2 separate regions of the Homo sapiens genome follow, and region 2 is linked to region 1. A link is a loop called in an ENCODE intact Hi-C map of the cell type or tissue named here. Cell type or tissue: body of pancreas. All regions are shown on one strand. Links, peaks and the distances in the headings refer to the core of each region. The heading gives the core; the rest is flanking DNA. Region 1 overlaps ABCB9 (ATP binding cassette subfamily B member 9). Region 2 has its middle 58 kb from the start of MIR9902-1.

Region 1 (5,371 bases), core at 51-5,050:
CTTGGCTGATACTTTTGGGAGGTGGCAGCACCAGGAAGTCCCAGATATCCTCTTTCCCCTGGCTCCCCTGTAGACCACCAGCTCCCTCCTCCCTCTCACTCCAAACCCTCCTCATTCCTCCGCAGCTATGCCCTGACCTGCCCACCTCCCATGTGTGTCCAGTGTAGCAGTGACATGATCCAAGTGCTCCCCATCCTCCAAGGAGAGGCTGTGACGCACTCCCGGGAGTGTGCCAGACACTGTCGGGAGTGTGTGTGGCTGTGACATGAGACCTGCCCGAAAGTGGCCTAGGGACCTGCTGACTCCCCACCTCAGCAAGGATGTTTCCCCAGCTGGGAAAAGAAAGCTCCCACCCTGCCACCCCACGTCAGGTGACTGGGAGAGGGGCAGCCTTGCTTCTGGGAAAGATTCTCAGCAGGGCGCGGTGGCTCACGCCTGTAATCCCAGCACTTTGGGAGGCTGATGCGGGTGGATCACCTGAGCTCAGGAGTTCGAGACCAGCCTGGCCAAGATAGTGAAACCCCGTCTCTACCAAAAATACAAAAATTAGCCAGGCATGGTGGCGGGCGCCTGTGGTCCCAGCTATGCAGGAGGCTGAGGCAGGAGAATCGCTTGAACCCAGGAGGCGGAGGTTGCAGTGAGCTGAGATGGTGCCACTGCACTCCAGCCTGGGTGACAGAGTGAGGCTCTGTCTCAAAAAAAAAAAAAAAAAAAAAGAAAGACAGACAGATTCTCCACCAGCTTGACACCAACATGCAGGACTGATGTCCTAGATCGAGGGCTTCCCCCATCTTTGCATCCCATCCCTCCACAGCCAGAGCTGCCTGGCCAGGGGCACGTACCCCGCTGCCCCAGACGTAGTACATGTAGGCAGCTGCCTCCTTCCTGTTCAGCTTGTACACCTGCTGCAGCTTCCGCAGGTACACCTCTGCCTCCTCCTCCTCATTGGCGAAGCTCCGGACAGTCTTCATGGCACTGATGGTCTCCTCCGCCGTGTTGCTCGCTCTGGCCAGGGCATTCTGGACCTCTTTGGAGAGCCTCTATGGACAGGAGGGGGACAAGAAGGAGAAGACCCCAAAACAGCCTCACTATGTACTGGAGCCCCCAGGCCTCTCTGGGTTTTTCCACCCTTCGCTGGCACCAGCTATATGCAAGAGGTTCCTAGGACAAAAAGACAAGATCTAGCCCTTTCTCCCCCATCCCCTTCTGGCTCAATTTGACACACTCAGGTAGTCAACTCCAGAGAGGCTCTTGGGGCAATGGTTTCAGCTCCTGAAGGATAGGGCACGGTGCTGATCGTTAAGTCATCCCCAGTATTCAAAAGAGGCTATTCATGACTGGACAGTTTTTGGTAATCCTTTCAGAAAAGGGGCCTCAACACCTGACCCTGTGCTGGAAGAGCAGGGGATGCCTTGGACGGTTGTTCAGGTTGTACACTATTTAAGAAACACCAACTATTAAAGGGGCACCATTTACATCATCAACATAAATTATGTTAGAGCCTGAGGGTTGATAAAGAGATTCCAGAACTCCCAGCCAAGTTCTACATGGTGGCAGGGGCCATGGGTTGTGAAATCTGCCCACACCATGTGCATGTCACCACAGGCAGAGCTGAAAAGTGGTCCCAAGTGTGCGGCCATCAGGCTGCTGTTCACCAGAGTCCTGGAAGAGGCCCCTGGGTGGAGCTGTTCACACTTTGCAGGAGTCACTATGCTGATTCTCAAGCCAGCCAGGAAGGCTGCCTGAGAGTCCAGGACAGGAGCATGCACTGGCATGTCCCATGACCATGTGTCACGCCCCAGCCGCAGGAAGCATGCAGGGTGCCTGAGTCATGTTTGGCCATGGGCGGTGTGTGTGGTTTGTGGAGATGACTCGCTGGCTACACACAACACATTCAGGCATGGGGTGGAAAACCCAAACAGAGCCTTCCTGAGGCCTCCCTTAGCTGAACTAAAAGGCAGGGCCTGCAGTGCACACAGAGGTGGGGGCTGAGGGGGAGCTCCAGGGTTTCTTGCTCCATCCCAGGGGCTGGTGGGAAGGCCGGAAGCAAGGGGTGGGGAGCAGCGTGCCAGAAATGGCTCAGACTCTAAAGAATAGATTTACTTTCTCATCTCAGTGAGGACGGTGGGGAGGCTCGTGACCAGGAACTTCGGGAAGAGGTCCTACCTGTGTGGCTGGAGAAGACTGTGGGGAGTGGCCTCACCGGGGGCTGGGTGGGAGATGGCTTCCTTTGCTACCCTGGTCTCAGGTCACCAACACCAAAGGCTCCAATGGAGCTGCGACAATGACTTACCCGGCACCACCTGGAGGCCGTCATGCATCCAAGCCCCTGCTCTAGAAGTACCCCACGTGGGCCTGGGTGACTGTGAGGGGGTTGCCTGTACCTGTCACAGGGTCACAGCCCTGCCTGTCTGAACCCAGCCTGTCTGTCCCTTAGGGCTCGGGGGCACCCGCCCATTCAGGAAGCAGGAGGAGGGTGAGGTCAAACCTGGCTCACGGCCCTAGCTCGGAAGCAGAAGCAGTGCCGTGGGGTGGCCAGAGGGGACAGCAGCCTGCCCATGATGGCATCACAGCGGGCCCGCGATGGCATCACAGCGGGCCCGCACCACCCCCACATACACACCAGGCACGTTCCAACCCAGGGCCTTTTCACTGGCTGTGCCCTCTGCTCAGCACATACCTCCCAAGATGCCCGCCTCCTTCAGACCCTTATTCAGATGTCCCCTTCTCAGCAAGACCTATTTAACTTGTATTTATTCATTCATTTTAGAGACAGGGTCTTGCTGTGTCACCCAGGCTAGAGTATAGTGGCACGATCATTGCTCACTACAGCCTCGACCTCCTGGGCTCAGGCGATCCTCCACCTCAGCATCCCAGGTAGCTGGGACCACAGGCATGCGCCACCAAGCCCAGCTAACTAAAAAAAATTTTTTTTTGTAGAGATGGGGTCTTGCTATATTGTCCAATCTTGTCTCGAACTCCTAGGCTCAAGTGGTCCTCCTGCCTGTGCCTCCCAAAGTTCTGGGATTACAGGCATGAGCCACCGGGCCCAGCCAGTAAATCCAATTTAAAATTGCAGCTACACCCAATGCTCCCAATCCCTCTGCTCACTTCATGTTTCTCCTTAGCACTGACCATCTTTTACTGTATTGTGGATTCTCATTCTTTATGCTGTTGGTACCTAGTATCTGTCTCTGACACTAGATACAAGTTCCAGGAAGGCAGGGGCCTTGTCTTTTTCACTGATGTATCCCAGTGCCTGGGACATAGCAGGTGGTCAATAATTATTTATTGAATGAGCGAAGAAATGAATGAATGAATGCAAACACAGCCTCAAGACCTGTCCTTCACTAGCCCTTAGTGGCCCCCTGAGCCCCTCCTAAGGGGATGTTTGGGGGCTGCCAGGGTGCACAGTCCCCAGCAGAGACAGGGCAGGCCTACCTTGTAGTACTTGCCGTAGATGTTGGACACCATCATGATGATGGGGAAGCCCATGAAGGTGACCAAGGAGAGCTGCCATGAGAGGCTGAACATGAAGACCACCACGCCCGTGACCTTGACTGTGTTCCGCAGGAAGACATTGATGTTCTGGGAGACCAGGTCGCTGACCATGGTGGTGTCCGAGGTCAGGCGGGAGATGAGGTCCCCTGGAACACACGCGGCTCAGCTCTCACCACAGCAACCCGGGCCTTGGGGGTGGCGGTGGGGGATGCTAAGGGGCCTCTGAGACAGACACTGGGAAGCCGGGCCTCCCTACCTGTGGGCGGGGTTGGGGGGTGGGGGAGAAGAGCAGATACCCCTCGAGGGCTACTCTGAGCCAATCCCAGTCATCAGCATCTTGCTTAAGCTTCATGACATCCCGCTGTACAGCGGAGGAGGCTGGGGCTCAGAACAGGAAGGCCCCCGTAGAGTCACACAGCCTGTCCGTGACTGAGCCAGACTTCAAACCCATGTCTCCTCCCTGTCACTGGCAGAGGGGGTAACTCCTCTTCCCTTCTAGGGAAATAACAACCTGGCTGGTGGCGGGCAGGAAAGCGCAGACACTTCTTACCTAAGTTGGACATTGTGCTAAGAGCTGTGTAAGGACCCCATGGGGTGGCTACTATCCGTGTTCCCATTTTACAGACAAGAAAACAGAGGATCAGAGAGGTGAAGTTCGTGAGTGGAGGAACCAGGGCTTCGACCCAGGCCGGTGTCTCTCAGAGCTTGGATCTTGGTGGATATTCTATCGTCTTCCCCGTTGTGGCCCCTGGCCCTCACCTGCTGACCCCCATGGGAGCAGGGTCTCTGTCGGCCACAGGCGTGGGTAGTCCTGGACCTGGTGGTTTCCATGGGGCAATGGAAAGCAAGGCCTTGGCTCCTGCAGGGACCTCGGGTGGCCTGGCCTGGGCCCCACAGAGGCCGCAGCCCACACCAAAACCTCAGTGAGCAAGCCAGCTCCCAGGACACAGGCCAAGCCCAGGGTGTTCCCAGCCTGAACTAACAGCAGGAGGAGAAGACAGAGGGCTGAGACCACCCACACGCCCATTTCATTCCTCAGTGCCAGGCAAGCCCACAGGGGTGGGGCCCAGCCCCCAGGACACCTAGGGCACTGGAAGGACCAACCTGTGCGGTTCTCATCAAAGAAGCTTGTCTCCTGGGACACCAGTGAGCGGAAGAGACAGTTTCGAAGGCGAATGTTCAGTCTGGCAAATATGAGGGTAAAAATGCCGCCCCGAATACCTGCGGCAAATGAGCTAATTGCAGATAAGAGATATTATAGCACGATGTCCTTCCAGACCAGTGACCACACCCGGCTGCCCCCTCCCGCTGCCGGCAGGCCTGGGAGCCCCACCGCAGCCCCACTCCAGGGCTGGCATCCCTGCGGGGTCCCCCTCATTCCCAGTGGGAGCCCCCCTCAAGGTGAGGGCAAAGGGGACAGTTGTGGGACAAGAGACCCAAATGTGCCAGCCAGACCCTCTTCCTTCCAGAACAGCTCAGACAAAGCCGGTTCTGTTTGGGACCAGATTCCTACTTGGAAAACAGCCAGGGAGGGTGAGCAGGGAACCCTGAGGACTGAAGCCCTTTTCAGGGACCAGAGGGTGTGGTTCTAGGGTGCTCTAAGACAGTGTGGAAGCCGGTTCCCAGGGTGACCAGCTGAGGGACAGGCCCACCAGGGGCATTTCCAGGGCCTCCCTGGCCCCTGTCTTCCTTAGGAACAGGCCCTCCCTTCCCTCCCTGGTGCAGGTCGGGGTGTGCGGGGCAGGGCGTGGGGGTTGAGCCAGCTACCTGCCAATGGCCAGCAGGCACACGATGACGACAGCCGTGCTGAACTGATCCATGCTTTTCTGGATGACGATGCCATCAATGGCGCGGCCCGTGTAGTAGGGCA
Region 2 (5,371 bases), core at 312-5,311, 310 kb before region 1:
TCACACTTAGTCTTCAAACTCTGGTGAGTGATTTAAATTTACAACATATCAGGCCAGGTGTGGTGGTTCATGCCTGTAATCCCAGCACTTTGGGAGGCCAAGGTGGAAGGATCGCCTGAATCCAGGAGTTCAAAATCAGCCTGGGCAATGTGGTGAGACCCCGTCTCAACAAAAAATACAAAAATTAGCTGGGTGTGGTCCTGCATGCCTATGGTCCCTGCAACTTGGGAGGCTGAGGCAGGAGGATCACTTGACCCTAGGAGGTCGAGGCTGCAGTGAGCTGTGATCATGCCACTGCACTCCAGCCCGAGTGATAGAGTGAGACCCTGTCTCAATAAATAAACAGCATAACTCAATTTGGGCTAGCGACATTTCAAGTATCTAATGGCCATATGTGGCTAGTGGCCACCGTATTGGCCAGTGCAGTAGAGACCAGGATGACCCATAGTTGTACATCCACTTTCCCTTCTTGAGCCCATTGCTACCCTTCCTGGGTCGTTGTTAATTCCAGTGTTCTTTAAACACGCAGTGCCCCCAGGCAACCACAAATCTCTACCAATCGATTGGAATTGTGTGTCAGAAGAAACTGGCTTACCCTCCTGGTGTAGACGGCTTAGCAAGAAGTCAGGGAAGTGCAAAATCAGATTGGACTCTTGGTCGAGGGATTTTCCCTGGAGGATGTGGTTGGAACACTCTAAAAGGGAGAAGAGCAAGAAAAGGCGCAAAGCTGGAACTGTGGGGCAGGGTGAGAGGAGGGAGAAAAGCACGTTGGCACCTTGACACCATAAACAGGTGGTATTTTTAGGCAGGGAAATAACAGAGTGAACTTGATGTTTTTAGGAAGATGAACTTGACAGCTGCGGGTAGGATGAATTGGCTAGAAGGATTGGAGGCACTCCCAGATGAAGAACTATTTAAATTGCCCAGGAAAAATTACATGCATTTATTTCTACTTTTTTTTGGTGCTTATCGCCCATCATTCCTTCTTTTTGAGATTTAAGTGTAAAGGGCTGTTTTGAGCAGCTCTGGATGTTGGTTACTCATTAATCTACTCATTAATCAGCAGAGATTTGTCCATGATGCTAGTTGTTCCATTTCCTTTAGGGGATAATAACCTTGTGTTATGAATTGCACCTTTATCAAATTAAGAGAAAATGAGAAAGCAGCTTTGTGATAACAACTTTGAGACCAACTAAAAGAAAATAGCTGACTGGGCGCAGTGCCTCACGCCTGTAATCCCAGCACTTTGGGAGGCCAAGGTGGGTGGATCGCTAAGTCAGGAGATTGAGTCCATCCTGGCTAACACGGTGAAACCCCGTCCCTACGAAAAAAAAAGAAATTAGCCGGGTGTGGTGGCAGGCGCCTATAGTCTCAGCTACTCGGGAGGCTGAGGCAGGAGAATGGCATGAACCCGAGAGGCAGAGCTTGCAGTGAGCCAAGATCACGCCACTGCACTCCATCCAGCCTGGGCGACAGACCAAGACTCCGTCTCAAAACAAACAAACAAACAAACAAAAAACTATTTGTAAAAATACTTTATGTGGTAGGAACAAAACTTATGTTCATGACGTACTTTTAAACAGAAGTTTTAAAATGGGCCAGATGTGGTGGCTCACGTCTGTAATTCCAGCGCTTTGGGAGGCTGAGGCAGGAGGACTGCTTGAGCCCAGGAATTGGAGACCAGCCTGGCAAACATGGCGAGACCCTGTCTCTACAAATTGTTTTGTTTTGTTTTTTTTGAGATGAAGTCTTGCTCTGTCGCTCAGCGTGAAGTGCAGTGGCGCGTTCTCGGCTCACCGCAACCTCTGCCTCCCGGGTTCAAGCAATTCTCCTGCCTCAGCTTTAAATTAGCTGGGCGTGGCGAAGGCACGGTGGCTCACGCCTGTAATCCCAGCACTTTGGGAGGCCAAGGCGAGCGGATCACAAGGTCAGGAGATTGAGACCATCCTGGCTAACACGCCATGGTGGTGGGCGCCTGTAGTCCCAGCTACTCGGGAGGCTGAGGAGAAGCAGAGGTTGCAGTGAGCCGAGATCGCGCCACTGCACTCCAGCCTGGGCGACAGAAGCGACAGAGCAAGACTCCGTCTCAAAAAAAAAAAAAAAAAAATTAGCCGAGCATGGTGTTGTGCACCTGTAGTCCCAGCTACTTGGGAGGCTGAGGTGGGAGGATCGCTTAAGCCCAGGAGGTCAAGGCTTTAATGAGCTGTGATCATGCCACCACACTCCATCCGGGGCAACAGAGACCCTGTGCCAAAGAAAAAAAGATATGTATGGAAAACACAAACACTTAGGGTGTGATCAGTTCCTCTGGCAGGTTGCATTTTGTTTCTTATTTCTCTGCATCACATGGTTTTATAAAATCATGAGCCTACTGCAGGTACAATTTTTTACTTTGTATTCTTTTCTCTGCCACTATAAACTTTTTAAAATATTATTTTTAGTAATAGTGTTTTTATTTTTAATGATTTTTTATTTTTAATGAAAAGCCATGCAAGCTCAGGTTCTAATTCTGCTTCTGTGTATAGGTTTATGAGTCGGACTGAATTTTGTAATCTCCCTGAGTCCCTTTTCTTATCCATAAAATGGGGATAATATACCCGCTTCAGTGGTTTCTGTGAGGATCAGATGAGATGATAGATGTAGGCAATCCTCAGCCCACAGCAAATCCTCAAAACTCTTAGGTCACCCCCTGGAGCTATTCTGCACACTTAGACTGTGCTAATATATTTTCACTAAGCTTTTTCCATATTTGGAATTATTCCCTTAAGATACATTCCCAGGAACAGATTTGCCAGATCCAAGGGAATGAAGGGAACATTTTAAAGCCTCCAGTTGCAAATTGCCACACTGCATGCATTTCAAAAGGTCTTCCTCACAAATCCCCATTCCCACCAGCAGCGGATGCACGTCCACTTTACTATGTCCTCAAACCATGTTGCTCATCTGATAGGTTAAAACGGCATCTCACTGTTCACATTGGTGTTTCTTTATTTGTGTGATTGAACCTTAAGAGAACCAGTTAGAAGGCTGCAGTCGCAGATGGAGTCTGGAATTGTCCTCTTGGGCGTAAGCGTGCAAGGCCCAGAAGAGGTCAGGTGGTGGCACTAGAACTTAACAGATGTGATGGACTGTCACGCTTCTTTGACTCTGGAGCTAAGCTAAGAAGGAGTGTTTCCAATGCCCACATTGGTTTCTTGTTCAGAATAAAGTTCTGATACATAAAGGGTTAGCTTTCAACATGTTGGAGAAGTCACTTTTTTTGGATCATAACTGTTATTTGAATTTGTTATATTTATTTATTTAGAGACGGAGTCTCACTCTGTCGCCCAGGATGGAGTACAGTGGCGCGATATCAGCTCACTGCAACCTCTCCCTCCTAGGTTCAAATGATTCTCCTGCCTCAGCCTCCCGAGTAGCTGGGATTACAGGAGCCGGCCACCATGCCCAGCTAATTTTGTAATTTTTTTTAGTAGAGACAAGGTTTCACCATGTTGGCCAGGCTGGTCTTGAACTCCTGACCTCAAGTAATCCACCTGCCTTGCCCTCCCAAAGTGCTGGGATTACAGGTGTGAGCCACCTGTGCCCAGCCTGAATTTGTTTTAAAGTAAGATTAAATATACAGTTAGCCAGGATTGGAGCCAGGATGGGGGCCGGGAGTGGTGGCTCATGTCTATAATCCCAGAGCTTCGGGAGGCTGAGGTGGGAGGGTTGCTTGAGCCTAGGAGGTTGAGGCTATAGTGAGCTATGATCGCACCACTGCACTCCAGCCTGGGCGGCAGAGCGAGACCCTGTCTCTAAAAAAGAAAAAAGAACAGAAAAAACAGCAAGGTTCCTTCTTGTCATTGTTCTATTTATTATATTTCTATTAGCTGTGATTGCCATCATTATTTTTATTATTCTACCCTTGTCTCCATACAGTTATTTTCCATACTGTTGCCTAAGTATATTCTTAAAACATAAGCCGGATCTTGTCCGTGGCTGGCCTCAAACTTTTCACTGGCTTCTCATTTCACTAAGCATAAAACCCAAGTTGCAGAAAACACTTCCCTTCTGTTCGAATTAGAAGCAGGGGTCATCTCCAGGAAAATGGATTATAAAAAGCCCCTCCTTTGGGCAGATCTAACATAAAAAGACACCCCCTTGGGTAAGGTCAAAGTTTTTTAAAAGCGCTGGATTTAAAAGCTGGATTTCGTTTATGGCTCGGTGCTGCCTGCCTGTCCATACCGTGGCTTATAAGGTCGGTAAGATCTAGGCCCAGTCTGCCTTTCCAGCCTCAACCCCTGCCACTCCTGCCATATCTCAGACCAGCCTTCTCTCTAGCCTTACCCGACCAGCCCAGCTAGTCACCATCCCACATCCCCAGTCCCTTGCTGTGACGTCACTCTATTCACTGTCTTCCTGCTGCCATCCAGGGTTATCTTTATTTACTTGTTTATTGACTAGCTCACTGGAATATTGGCCGGGCGCGGTGGCTCACACCTGTAATCCCAGCACTTTGGGAGGCCGAGGCGGGTGGATCACCTCAGGTCGGGAGTTCGAGACCAGCCTGGCCAACATGGTGAAACACTGTCTCTACTAAAAATACCAAAACTAGCCGGGTGTGCTGGCGCACGCCTATAATCCCAGCTACTAGGGAGGCTGAGGCAGGAGAATTGTTTGAACCCGGGGGTCACAGGTTGCAGTGAGCTGAGATCATGCCACTTCACTCCAGCCTGGGCGAAAGAGCAAAACTCTGTCTCAAAAAAATATATATATTTCTACTAAAATAATATATGTTGAAAGATATTGGGAGTATGTGCTCAAAAGTTTCCACTGAGGAGCATGCAAAAAAACCTTGGGGTCACTGGTCTCTTCTTCCTGGGACACCAGCATTGCATGAAAAAGAAACTATTACCCTAAGCACGTCTTTATACTTATGTGGCTACCCCCATCTGGATAGAAACAATCAACAAAATTATTCAGTCTTATTCTCTTACTCAAAAATAACTTAAAAACTACCCAAGGGAGGGATCCAATGTGTTTATTTAAGCACAGATAATGTATTCCAAATCTCTGGGCCCAAGGAGAAACAGCAGAAAGAAGCTTGAATATCTTCTGTCTCACTGAGCCAGGTTTTCCATCACCACAAAGTGGAATGAGAACACCCCACTAATTCATTCTCTACTCCGAATAGAGAAAAAGAATTTGGCTGCTTCATTCCAAGCAAGAGATGGTGGAAGGAGGCCCTTGAGTCTTGAGGATTAAATAGAGCGTCTTCATGTATTTAGCGGTTGCTAACTTTCCCCATTTTTCTTATGTATAATGAGGCACTGCCATTTGTTCATGTGCTCATGAAGCATCCAAGGAAGAGATTTTACCCTGAAAACGCGTA

What was found. Hi-C counts contacts between places; a loop is a spot of excess contacts. Peaks named below come from ENCODE experiments on the same cell type or tissue, not always from the same donor. Only the 100,000 strongest peaks of a DNase experiment are listed, where the experiment ranks them.
Region 2: it touches region 1 in a loop (2.7-fold over the local background); 14 of 110 quality-filtered maps call a loop at or near these places.

Annotation. Positions count from the first base shown.
Region 1 is chr12:122,945,183-122,950,553 of GRCh38, forward strand. It overlaps ABCB9 (ATP binding cassette subfamily B member 9), which reads right to left. Exons shown (of 12, transcript NM_019625.4): 3 at 5,269-5,371; 4 at 4,606-4,736; 5 at 3,442-3,647; 6 at 843-1,040. Among named protein-coding and RNA genes, the nearest start is that of ABCB9, 19 kb to the right of the region's middle. RefSeq lists enhancers at 1-798, 1,429-2,177, 1,700-1,969, 2,040-2,099. In body of pancreas, for the core only: CTCF peaks have their summits at 1,672 and 2,513; DNase peaks (open chromatin) are centred at 1,749 and 2,499; H3K27ac peaks cover 2,204 bases.
Region 2 is chr12:122,634,904-122,640,274 of GRCh38, forward strand. No RefSeq gene overlaps it. Among named protein-coding and RNA genes, the nearest start is that of MIR9902-1, 58 kb to the right of the region's middle. RefSeq lists a silencer at 3,037-3,106 and an enhancer at 3,174-4,074. In body of pancreas, for the core only: a CTCF peak has its summit at 3,092; a DNase peak (open chromatin) is centred at 3,078; H3K27ac peaks cover 491 bases.